3 separate regions of the Mus musculus genome follow, and all the other regions are linked to region 2. A link is a contact called in ENCODE Hi-C or POLR2A ChIA-PET data. All regions are on one chromosome and are shown on one strand. Each heading gives the region's core, a stretch centred on a gene start or an enhancer-like site at or near the end of the contact. The rest is flanking DNA. Distances are from core to core; before and after follow the strand shown. Region 1 holds the start of Ubap2 (ubiquitin-associated protein 2). Region 2 holds the start of Dcaf12 (DDB1 and CUL4 associated factor 12). Region 3 holds the start of Ubap1 (ubiquitin-associated protein 1).

Region 1 (3,547 bases), core at 705-3,204, 40 kb before region 2:
ACCACCTCCAAAGAGTAGAATTTCTCTCCTAAACTAGGTAAAGAGCACACCAAAGAACCATCCCGATGTCTAAGCTACACTACAGGAGAACTTAGGCATGATAGCCACCTCCCCTCTGTTGGTTTATTTACTGTTTTAGTGTTGGTTATTTGAAAAACCAACTCTTAAAAAAAGAACAGGCACCAGATGGTGGTACCTCATGCCCTTAAGCCTGGCACTCGGGAGGCAGAGACAATCTCTTGAGTTCAAGGCCAGCCTGGTCTACAGAGCAAGTTCTAGGACGGTCAGGACCACACAGAGATCCTTTCTTGAAAAACTTAAGGGAGGTTAAAAAAAAAAAAAACTAAACAACAACAAAAATAAACAATTCAGAGGGCGTATTAGCATGCCCATTAATAGGAGAAAAAAAAAGAAAAAAAAAAGCTTAAAAACTTTACAATAGAAGATATAAATATAAACACTATTCACTGAAAGAGAGAGAGAGAGAGAGATCATTGTAACCAGGCACAGTAGTGTTTGACTGTAATCCATGCAAACTGAAATCCCAGCATAGAAAGACTGAAGCAAGAGGTGCATGGTGACTCATGCCTTTAATCCCAGTGCTTGGGAGGCTGATGCAGGTGGATCTCTATGGGTGCAAGGCCAGCCTGGTCTACAAAGCAAGTGGGGGACAGCCAAGGTTGTAACATGAAGAAACCCTGTAAAAACTATCGAGCGAGCGAGCGAGCTAGAGAGACTGAGACAAGAGGCTCTCAAGTTAAAAGCCAGCCTTGGCTAGGTAGTGCAACCCTCTCTCAAAAACGCCCTCCCAAAAAAAGGCATGCTCTTCAAATAAATGATCTCTGGGTACCTCATAGAATCACCTAAAAGCTCCAATTGTTACTGTACACAATTGCTGGAGAAAAGTAAAGAGTAGGCAGACTATGCACCTTGGAAATAAAGTAGAAAGGCGTATTAGTGGTAGTAAACTACGAGATTATGTTAAAGCAAAAAACTGCAGGAAGACTTCCAAGACCAACCCAAAGAGAAAACACGAATCCTAAGTGGTGACAGTTGACATGCCTGGGTAACTAAACCTGAAAATGCAGGGGGGAAGGTGGGAGAGCTGACTATGCCTGGGTAACTAAACCTGAAAATGCAGGGGGGAAGGTGGGAGAGCTGACTAGGAAAACTGAGCTGGAACGCACCAGGCTAAAGAATTTGTTTGAATTTCTAACAACGCTTTACAGTTCACAAGCACTCTTACCTCACCTTAAAGAATAAATAAACTATGACACCACCAGACTTCAATAGGGCATGAAGAGGAAACTCACAGAGTTTCAACTAACACCAAAGACCACAGTAATGAAAAGTAGTAAAATTGAACTATGCCTTCAGATTAAGTGGGGAGAGACTAGAGCGCAGAAGTTGGGCACTAAGACCAGTCCCAGGACAGGCGCCAGACTAGAAAGCTGAAAGGTGGTCCGGATGGGGCGACAGCGTGGCGGAGGAGCTCCTGCCAACGTGCAGGGACCGAGGTGGGAGAGAAAACCACACCCTCCAGGATAAAAACCCAAAGGGGGGGGAGGGGAAGGCGCCCCCTGGGGCTGGGTGGGGCCGGCCAACTAGGATGGGGGGTGGGGGGTGGAGCAGGAAGCACAGGGCAACCTGAGCGGGAGAGGAAAGAGAGTGCTCAGGCCTGGACACACTACGGAAACATGAAGCCAGCGAGGGAAGCTCGGCCCGATCCACCCGAGTAGACGCTGGGGCATCCCAAAGGGGGCTGGGAGTTCAGAAGACCTTAGCCCAGGTCCAGAAAGCATACACTGCAAGGTTCAGGGCCCTGGGAGGCAGGATGAAGGGGACCGGGTGACAATTACCGCTGCTGCTCTCGTTGGACTCGGGACCCGCCGCCGCCGCCGCTCGTTACCTGCCAATGTGCCTCTTACAAAGCGGCGGCGGCGGCAGAGGCGGCCCTGCCCGTCACGTGATCCCTACGTCACGGGAGAGGGTGGAGCCAGTACTTGAAGATTGAACGGGGTTACCCGGCTGGCTAACACAGCTCTGGGAGCTGAGCGAGAGGAACTATGTGGAGGCGGCGGAGATGGTGACATTGCTTGTGGTCAGAATTTCAGGGTCGTACTATCCGCCGCCTATAGAGAACCCACTATTAAAGCGTGCGGTCGCGCTATGATGACCTCAGAAACACTGCAAGATGCTCGATGCGTGCGGCTCTTTCGTCACGTGACATGGTGCAGCCACTCAAAGCAAGCCTGGCTTCTAGACGTTTTGAGGGCGAACTACAACTCCCAGAGTGCTGCGCGGCAAAGGCACTCTCTACGACCGCCTTTTCTCAGCGTGCTCCTAAGTACAACTCCTGATTCTGACTTATTCGAGCATCTTATGGCTAGCTTCCGAGTTAGTACCAATGGGTGCCACCTGCCAAGCGAACCAGCGTGGTTCCTGCTGGGAGGTGTAGTTCTGGCGGAGAGTGGGTCTAGCTCCCACGTTGCGAGGCTGGCGCTCCGCCCTGCCCTCTGCGCGGGAAAACGCCAACCGCCAGCTGCTGAGCCAGACACCCAGAACGTCCTCGGCTGAAGGCCACGAGACTTCAATGTAGTCAAATGTGGACTGCTTTCTGCATTCCCAACTCTCTTCTGCAGGAAACAACTACCATTCCTTGAACGCCAACGGGATGTTAGAGGTGTTCTAGCCCAAAAGGCTACTAGTATCGGACCGGTTTTGCAAATAGGAAAGGAAAAGTTATTTTCTGGCATAAGAAACCTAAATCAGGTTTTCCTTGTTGAGAAGTTACCTGATCCACCTCTTAGTAAAGATGTTAACCTCAGGAGATTAAGCAAAAGTAATGGAGTTTTGTTGTTTTTTGATTTTTTGAGACAGGGCTTCCCTGTTTTGGAACTTGCTTTGTAGACCATACTGGCCTCAAACTCACAGAGTGCTGGGAGTAAAGGCACGTGACACCACAGGCCGACTCAAATAAAGATTAATCACTAGCATATCTTTAAAAAATAAATAAATAGATAGATGTTGCGCTGGAGAGATGGCTCAGTGGTTAAGAGCACTGACTTCTCTTCCAGAGGTCCTGAGTTCAATTCCCCGCAACCACACGGTGGCTCACAACCATCTGTAATGGGATCCAATGACCTCTTCTGGGGTGTCTGAAGACAGCACAGTGTACTCACATACATTAAATAAATAATTTTTTTTTAGATGTTTAAAACACTTTAACTCCAGCCCAGACTAACCTAGCCTTATTGTGCAGTACATGGTGACCGCTAACTCTCAGCAGTCATCCTGCCTTGGTCTCCCAAATGGTGGTATTTCAAGGATTATAGACAAGAGTCACCCACCATGCCTGATTAATATGTATTTCAAATATATACATATATACCATTCATATATATATAGATGTTTTACCTGTATGTATATATGTAGCACATACATGCCTGGTCAGAACATGGGATTGGGTCCCCTGAAATTGGAGTTAGAGATAGTTATGATCCATATTCTAGGTGCTGGAAATCAAACCAACATCCTCTGGAAAGAC
Region 2 (3,414 bases), core at 531-3,030:
CAGCCAGGTCTTCACAGAAAAACCCTGGTCTCAACCAAACCAAACCGCAGCAGCAACAAAAGGAAGACAAAGAGCACTCCTGATACTTACTGTGTTGCATTTCGTGCCACACACCACTTGCCTATGATTCAACCACTGAGAAGCAAACACTTTATTAAGGGTCCCGAGGTGAAATTCTCTCTCCTTGAGGAGACTGGGAAGCTGTTGTGCTGCATAACCATGTAACAGGCGAGAGTAGCTGGTCTCATTCTGGAGCCTGACTTCGCGGTTCTTCAGGTAGTACACTAGGGATCTCTTCACTGGGGGGAGTCTTTTCCTTTTGTGCAGCGAATGATCCCAGCCAAACTGTGAAAGCCAACATCAGAAATCAGGGGTTTGGCCACTTTTCCTTCAGACAAGAAGTCTGACCGTTTTATAAAAGAACCAACACGAATTCGTCCTTCGGGATTTACACAATCAAACATTTAACAGAAGATTTGTAATCCAGAAAGTACAGTTTAACTCGGCTAGCACTGAAATAAGGCTCTCATAATGAAGACTACTTAGAAAATGGATAAACAGGGCAAAAAAAAGTTAACTAAACCTTTGAGGAAAGTGGAGGGCTCAGAAATAACATATACCCAGGTGTCCTTGATAGTTACGAAATGAAGTCCATATTACAGAACCCACCTGGGCTGCACTTCTACCCAGCCCCCTTCTCCCTCTCCGCCTGTGCACCCCGTAGAGCATAAAGAGTATAGCTCAAAGAGCCAGACTGGGGTCTCGGATCTTCCAGGGATGTACAGTCAATGGCCGCTCATCTGACTCCGCGCGACTTGCGCTGCGGGCAGTTTTAGAATTCGAAAAATCAAATACCAACGGGGTAACCTGCGTCGGAATCCCAAGTCCAAGAGGCCTTCCTCTCCAAAGGGGGCAATATAGAGATGACACCTGGTGTTTCTTCTAGATGTCTAAAGAGCCAAAGGGGCCTGCACCCAGTTTAGGAGATGGTTTCCTTGATAAGAGACCATCGGCCCTTATTCCTAGTGCCACTGGAAGGTCCACTTCAATCTCCTTCCCAGTAACTTCGGAAGGTCGGTCTTACTTCCGATTCCCCTTGTCTTCATTTTCTCCTCCCTCCAGGAACGAGGAGGTCCTGAAGCTCTCTATCCCTAGCTGCTGACTTCCAGCGGAAGGCGTCATTTTGTAGTTTTCTTTTGGCTCCTCACCCTTCCGGCCCGCCTGCTCGCCAGTACACTGCAGAAGGACCGGTCACTGCTCTACAGTCCCGGCTCCGGTTCTCGTCCCGCCCTGGCCCCAGGTTCCTGAACCCAGCTGGAACGCCCTAAGCCCCTGCTAGGTGATGACCCAGACCTGTGAGCCCTCACCTGCGGGCCCTGAGCGTCGCTCCCGGCTCCTGGCGAGGCAGACGCTTTCCGCTTCCTGCTAACTGCTTTCCGGGCCATAGTGGGCAGCGCCGCCGTGGCCCCGCAGCCACATGAGGCGGAGAAGGCAAGGGGCGGCAGGGCGACGGGTCATGAACCGGGCCCTGGGGCCGCGCGCTTTCGAGCGCCCGGCCCGGAAAATGGCTCGGATCCCGGGCAGCAGTCGATCAAAATGAGGCGCGTAAATGGAAGAAGGGAAAATCCGGGTTGGGAAAGGGGAAGGGGAAGGGAAGGGGAAGGAAAAGCAGGAACAAGCAGCTTTCCTACCGCCGTGTCTGGAAAGGACGGCGAGCGGCGAGAACCAAAACACCCCCCTCCCACTCGCCCGCGCCCCGTCACTCCTGCGCAGCCGCACATAGCAGCACGTCGCCACGGAGACACCGCCCAGACCAGCAGGGCGGGACTTAAGCGCAGCAAGGAGAATTGATGTCCTCGGAGAACTTCCGCTTGCCTCTTGCCAATGGCGGTTAAGCTGTGGCCAAAGGAATCCAGCCTTCTGTCGGGACATTTCCGACCTCAGCCAGCTCATCCTCTGGCATGCGGAAGTAAGCATGAGCTGCCTGGCTGCGGGACCAATCTTGAACCTGTAACCATCATGGTAGGATTAAAGATATTCTAGACACCCTGATTGCCAGATTGCAATCAGACTATTAAAACACTGGACTCTAAGAAATTGCAGTTTTCCTGGGAGAAGGAAAGGACAAGGGCACAGATGCCAGCCAATAGAGGAACTTGACTCCAGGAAAGATAGATCACAGTTGGGAAAACTTGTCAGACTACCTTCCCAGAGAAACTGGGCGAACAGATGATGGATGCGACCACACCTTGCCGACGACTGCTTACTTAAGCATAGCTGTTGCCTTTAAGCCTAAACAAACCACACGTCAGCCCCTAAGATGGACTAGGATAAGAGAATGTCCCGTCGTTGTTCTTTCCAATGAGACCGAGTTAACACCTTTCTTCAAGTTTCCCCTTACACTTTGTCTTTTAGTTGGCCTGTTGAGAATGAGTTAAGGCTGCTAGGGCCCAGGTTCTGACCCTTCCTTATACCTCAGAAGACGTTTCTTAATCCTGTAACTAGTAGCCTCACATTTAGCACTTTCCCCCAACATTCTCACAAACTGTCAATGGGCACAAAAGATTAGACACTTTAAGGAAGGCAGAGAACCCCACATCACACTCCTTCAAGATGGATTCAGGGTAGGAAGGCAGCAGTATGGTCAGATTTTTGCCACATCAAAGTACCAGAGCTAACGCAGGCTGCCTCACATGCCTGTTGGCACAGGTCTCCCCACACATACGGAGTCCCCAGATTCCATTCTCCACTTCTTTACTCTCCAGCTCCCTGTCTATTTTGACTCCTGTCTAAACCTCAAGTCACTTTTCCCCTTCTTTTATTTATTCCTTTTCTTTCTTTCCTTTTTTTTTTGAGACAGGGTTTCAGTGTATAGTCTTGGCTGGTCTGGAACGCAGCATGTTATATAAATCAATCTGGCCTCAAAAGTTATAGAGCTCCACATGCCTCTGCCTCCCCAGAGCTGAGTTAAAGGTGTGTGCAACCACATCTAATAAGTCACTTTCTTTCATAAAATGCCACCCTTTTTAGGTCTGCAAGGTCAAAGTCACACTGTCCTTGTGCTTCAGCAAATAGACCCATCGCTGTAATTCATGCCATTGCCTGCCTTTCTCTCGGAGCCCAGCCTTGATCTCCATTAAGGAGTGAAATCTTGAACCACAGAAAAGAGAGTGGTCATTTTTGGCATGTCCGGTTTGGACTGGCACCAGTCACCAAACAAAGCGGGATCACCCTTGCCTCCATTTTCCGAAGATCCTGAAGGAATGTGAGTGCCAGCTTCCACTTTCCTCAGGCAAAGAAACCCTTGGAGGAAGCAGGATGTTCTTGCTTGAGACTGACTGGCCTCAGGCTGTGGTGCCCAGTTACCTGCTGGTCCCTTCAGCTTCAGGCCTCATACCTCCAGGGAACTGTGTT
Region 3 (3,512 bases), core at 86-2,585, 34 kb after region 2:
ACTCTTGATCCCAGCACTCTGGAGGCAGAGATGGGCCGATCTCTGTGAGTTCCAGGACAGCCAGTATTAAATATTGCAAGTTTAGGACCAGTCTAGATTACACAAGACCCTGCTTCAAACAAGAGAGTCAAACACACACACACACACACACACACACACACACACACACAGACGGAGAGACAGACAATCACACAGACTCCCACAGGCATGCATGTGTGCGTGTACGTGAGAGACAGACAGAGAGAGAGAGAGAGAGAGAGAGAGAGAGAGAGAGAGAGCTGGAAAATCTGACCATTTCCTTTCTGTATTGCATGTTGTAGTGAAGTCTCTCCTGAAGCTGCCCAAGTTCACTCCTACTCCCTAACGTTCACTGCTTTCACTTTAGTGTAGAGGTTCCCCCCCCCCCCCCCCCCCCGTGTGAGCCACCCACTTATTATGGCCACTTTCATTCTCCAGAGTTCTGCTTTGCTCACTGGCCTTTCCACAGATCTGTTAACTAAATACAGATAACCAAAAATTGACAGTTTGCTGTTCCTTGCTCACCGTGACCCCCTCCCCACAATGTTGCACCCAGAGTTAGAGCCTCCTCATTTTTCAAAGCTCAAATACCATCTTGTCTGCTACATAAAATCTGGAGACAAAACAGGCTGGAAAAGTAGACAGGGCAGTGCATTGTGTTTTCTCCAAAGCACTTTATGTCAGCTAAGGATGCTTGTCTAGGAGGCCCTGGGTTTGATCTCTAAGCACTTTCCATACCAGTAATACTCTTTGAGTTTTACTAGAGTCAACTCTCTCTGATCTTATTTCTTCCATTGATCATGAAATTTTAGAGAAAAATATTAATTTAATCAAATTATAAATTCTCCATGAGCCTATATCCAATACACAGAAAGCAGTGAAGGCTTGGATTGTGTTTCGACTTTGAATGCACTGGATATTAAAATTGAAGAGACATTTATAGTTACTGTTTAACCAATTTATTTATAAACTTGGGTCTAGGATATATGAGACCTGTTCTGAAAAACAACAAAACCTCAAAATAAATGGAGAAAGTGAGACCAAAGAGTATGAGACTGGTCTACGAGTCTGAGAGGGTTTCTAATTTCCAAAGAGGATTCGCGGCTAAGGCTTTGGGCGTGTCCTCGCCTTGGCCGCGCCTCTTATCCCGAGTCTTACCCTCTCAGTGACCCCTCCTTTCTTCTTCCCCTTAGGGTCCGCAGGGATCCTTCAGTAAGGAAGCTCCCGGTTGCAGGAACCCTTCAGCTCTGGAAGAGGGATTTAGTTACGTCACTGTCGGCTCCTCCCATTGGTCGGGGCGGGTGGGGTGCGGCGCCATGATGTCAGACGCCTAAAGGGGCGGAGCGTCGAGGGGAAGGAGGAGGGAAGTAGGCCTTCAACATGGCGGCTGTGGTACTGGTGGTGGCTACGGTGACGGTCTGGCTCGGGGCGGGTAGAGTTGGAAGAGGTGGTGTTTGCTCTCCCTAGGGGCAGCGGGAGCCCAGCGGAGACTGAGCCCGGGAGGCCGGGCGGCGCCAGCACCTTTCAGCTTTCGGGACAGCAGCGGCATTCAGGTGAGGGGGCCTGTCTCTGGGGGAGGGGGAGAGGGGCGGAGTTGGGGGAAGGGGCCGGTACGGGGCGACCGGGAGGAGGGAAGATGGGGACCGGGCGCCCAGGAGCCTGGAGGGATGAAAGGATCTGGAGTAAAGGAGCGGGAGGGAGGAAGAGCCGGACGACGACCGACGACTCGGGGCGGATTCTGGGCGAAGGGTCAGAGTGACGGGACCGGAGTTGAAGGGGCGGAGGGCGGACGGGATGCGGGCAAATGAGTTCGGATTAAGGGGACTAATTCGCTCAGAAGACAGGCTCAGTGGAAATCTCGAGCTTGAGGGAAAGATTTCTCTCAGTGGGAGCTAGAGCCGGTCCAGGAGAGGAACCCCGATTTAGTAAAGAAGGTAGCGCGCTGGGGAGTTGAGGGTGAGCTTGGGATGTGAGGATTTAGTTATCTGAGCGAGAGATGAGGGAGAGAAATCAGACCAGGGGGTGACTGCTTTGGGGGATATCTTTGGCATTGTGTGGTCTTCTCTAACTGTCTCATCACTGTGGTCTTCTCTAGATTTTTCTTCCTTTTTTAATTTTCTGGGCGATTACCTGGACTATACCCCTGGGTCTCAGAAACAACCCCGTGTCTTTCTTTTGAGGCTAAGCATTTCTCTTGACCAGCGATCCCTCACCTTTGTGTTGTTGCCTCGTGTTTTTTGAGTTGAGACTTAGAAATATAATTATTTAAAACAATTTTGTATTGAACTGGAGTGAGATTTTGATACTTTTTAGACAGACATCATAGAGTGTTGTAAACTCAAATTCTGTTCACATTTTCATGGATAAAGTGTTTTGTCTTCTCAGTTGTAATTGTTAGTATTTGGGAATTTGAATAAACATGGTGTGTGTTACCTGAATTTTTTTTTTTTAATTTGATGGTATAACAAGGCATTTCGTTTTCATTGATAAATAGGTCTTCTAGGGGCGAGGAGAGAAGGTTAAACAATTCAGAGCACTCATTCTTGCAGAGGACCCAACCAAGTTCAACTCTCAGTTCCCACATGATATCTCACAGTCATCCATAACTCCAGTGCCACCTTTTGATGCTCCTCTGCTAATAGGCAGGGATGTGGTATATATACATACATCATGCAGGCAAAACACTCAGATATATGAAATAAATCTAAAAGCGTTTCTTTTTCTTTTTTTGGTCAGTAAGCTCAGCCCCCCCCTTTTTTTTTTTTGTAAATTTGGAGACAGGTTTCTCTGTGTAGCTCTGGCAATCCTGGAGTTTGTTTTGTAGACTACGCTGGCTTTGAACTCTCAGAGAACTACCTGCCTGCCTCTGCCTCCCAAGTGCTGGGACAAAAGGAATGTACTACCCACTGGCTTATAAAAATTGCTCTTTCTAGTTAATATCCATGCTTAGTTAAACTGAACGTTTCTGTATTAATGCAAAGAACACAAAAGTAAGAAAAGAATTACCTAACATTTTAAGTGAAATTTTGTAAGTTTTTGTCTCTAGTTCATTCTATTCTGTAACTTATTGAAAGCCTACTGTGTCTTTCAGTTACTGAGACTTAATTATGGGAGCAGGAGAATTAGTGTTTTTCTAGTAAATGTCCTTGCCGCTGCCTAGGAGATAACTAACCTGCTCATTGTGGAAAAAGTATTAATTTATAAAAGTTAAAGTATCTGAATATAAAACTTCCTCAAATTTTACTTTAAACTTTTCTTTGTATTTAAAACTCTACTTTATCATGATGTTTTATGTGTTTTTGCTTCCTTTTTTCCTTTAGTTTTATTTTTTTAGTTAATTTACTTACATGTGTACGAGTGTCTTGCCTGCATGTCTGTGCATAGAAGAGGGTGTCCCGGAACCTAACATAGTTGTAAGCTGATGTGTGGGTGCTAGGACTTGAACTTGGGTCCTTGGAAGAGGAGATAGTACTCTCAAACTTTGAGCTATCTCT

The links. A loop is a pair of places that touch in the nucleus more often than their neighbours do. ChIA-PET counts read pairs that join two places held with the same protein, here RNA polymerase II (POLR2A).
Region 1: a map of left cerebral cortex shows a loop between it and region 2 (5-fold over the local background). The contact joins the promoter of Ubap2 here to the promoter of Dcaf12 in region 2. A Hi-C loop is called at or near these places in 4 of 37 maps with a recorded cell type or tissue (heart and left cerebral cortex). POLR2A ChIA-PET finds 5 or more read pairs at or near these places in 4 of 5 experiments (Patski and embryonic stem cell).
Region 3: a map of heart shows a loop between it and region 2 (5-fold over the local background). The contact joins the promoter of Ubap1 here to the promoter of Dcaf12 in region 2. A Hi-C loop is called at or near these places in 15 of 37 maps with a recorded cell type or tissue (T-helper 17 cell, adrenal gland, gastrocnemius and 5 more). POLR2A ChIA-PET finds 5 or more read pairs at or near these places in 4 of 5 experiments (Patski and embryonic stem cell).

Annotation. Positions count from the first base shown.
Region 1 is chr4:41,273,181-41,276,727 of GRCm38, forward strand. Ubap2 (ubiquitin-associated protein 2) reads right to left here and starts at 1,955. Exons shown (of 29, transcript NM_026872.1): 1 at 1,860-1,955.
Region 2 is chr4:41,313,121-41,316,534 of GRCm38, forward strand. Dcaf12 (DDB1 and CUL4 associated factor 12) reads right to left here and starts at 1,781. Exons shown (of 9, transcript NM_026893.3): 1 at 1,368-1,781; 2 at 91-345. The coding sequence starts at 1,445. Gm46891 (predicted gene, 46891) reads left to right here and starts at 1,222. Exons shown (of 2, transcript NR_168697.1): 1 at 1,222-3,414.
Region 3 is chr4:41,347,661-41,351,172 of GRCm38, forward strand. Ubap1 (ubiquitin-associated protein 1) reads left to right here and starts at 1,336. Exons shown (of 7, transcript NM_023305.3): 1 at 1,336-1,571.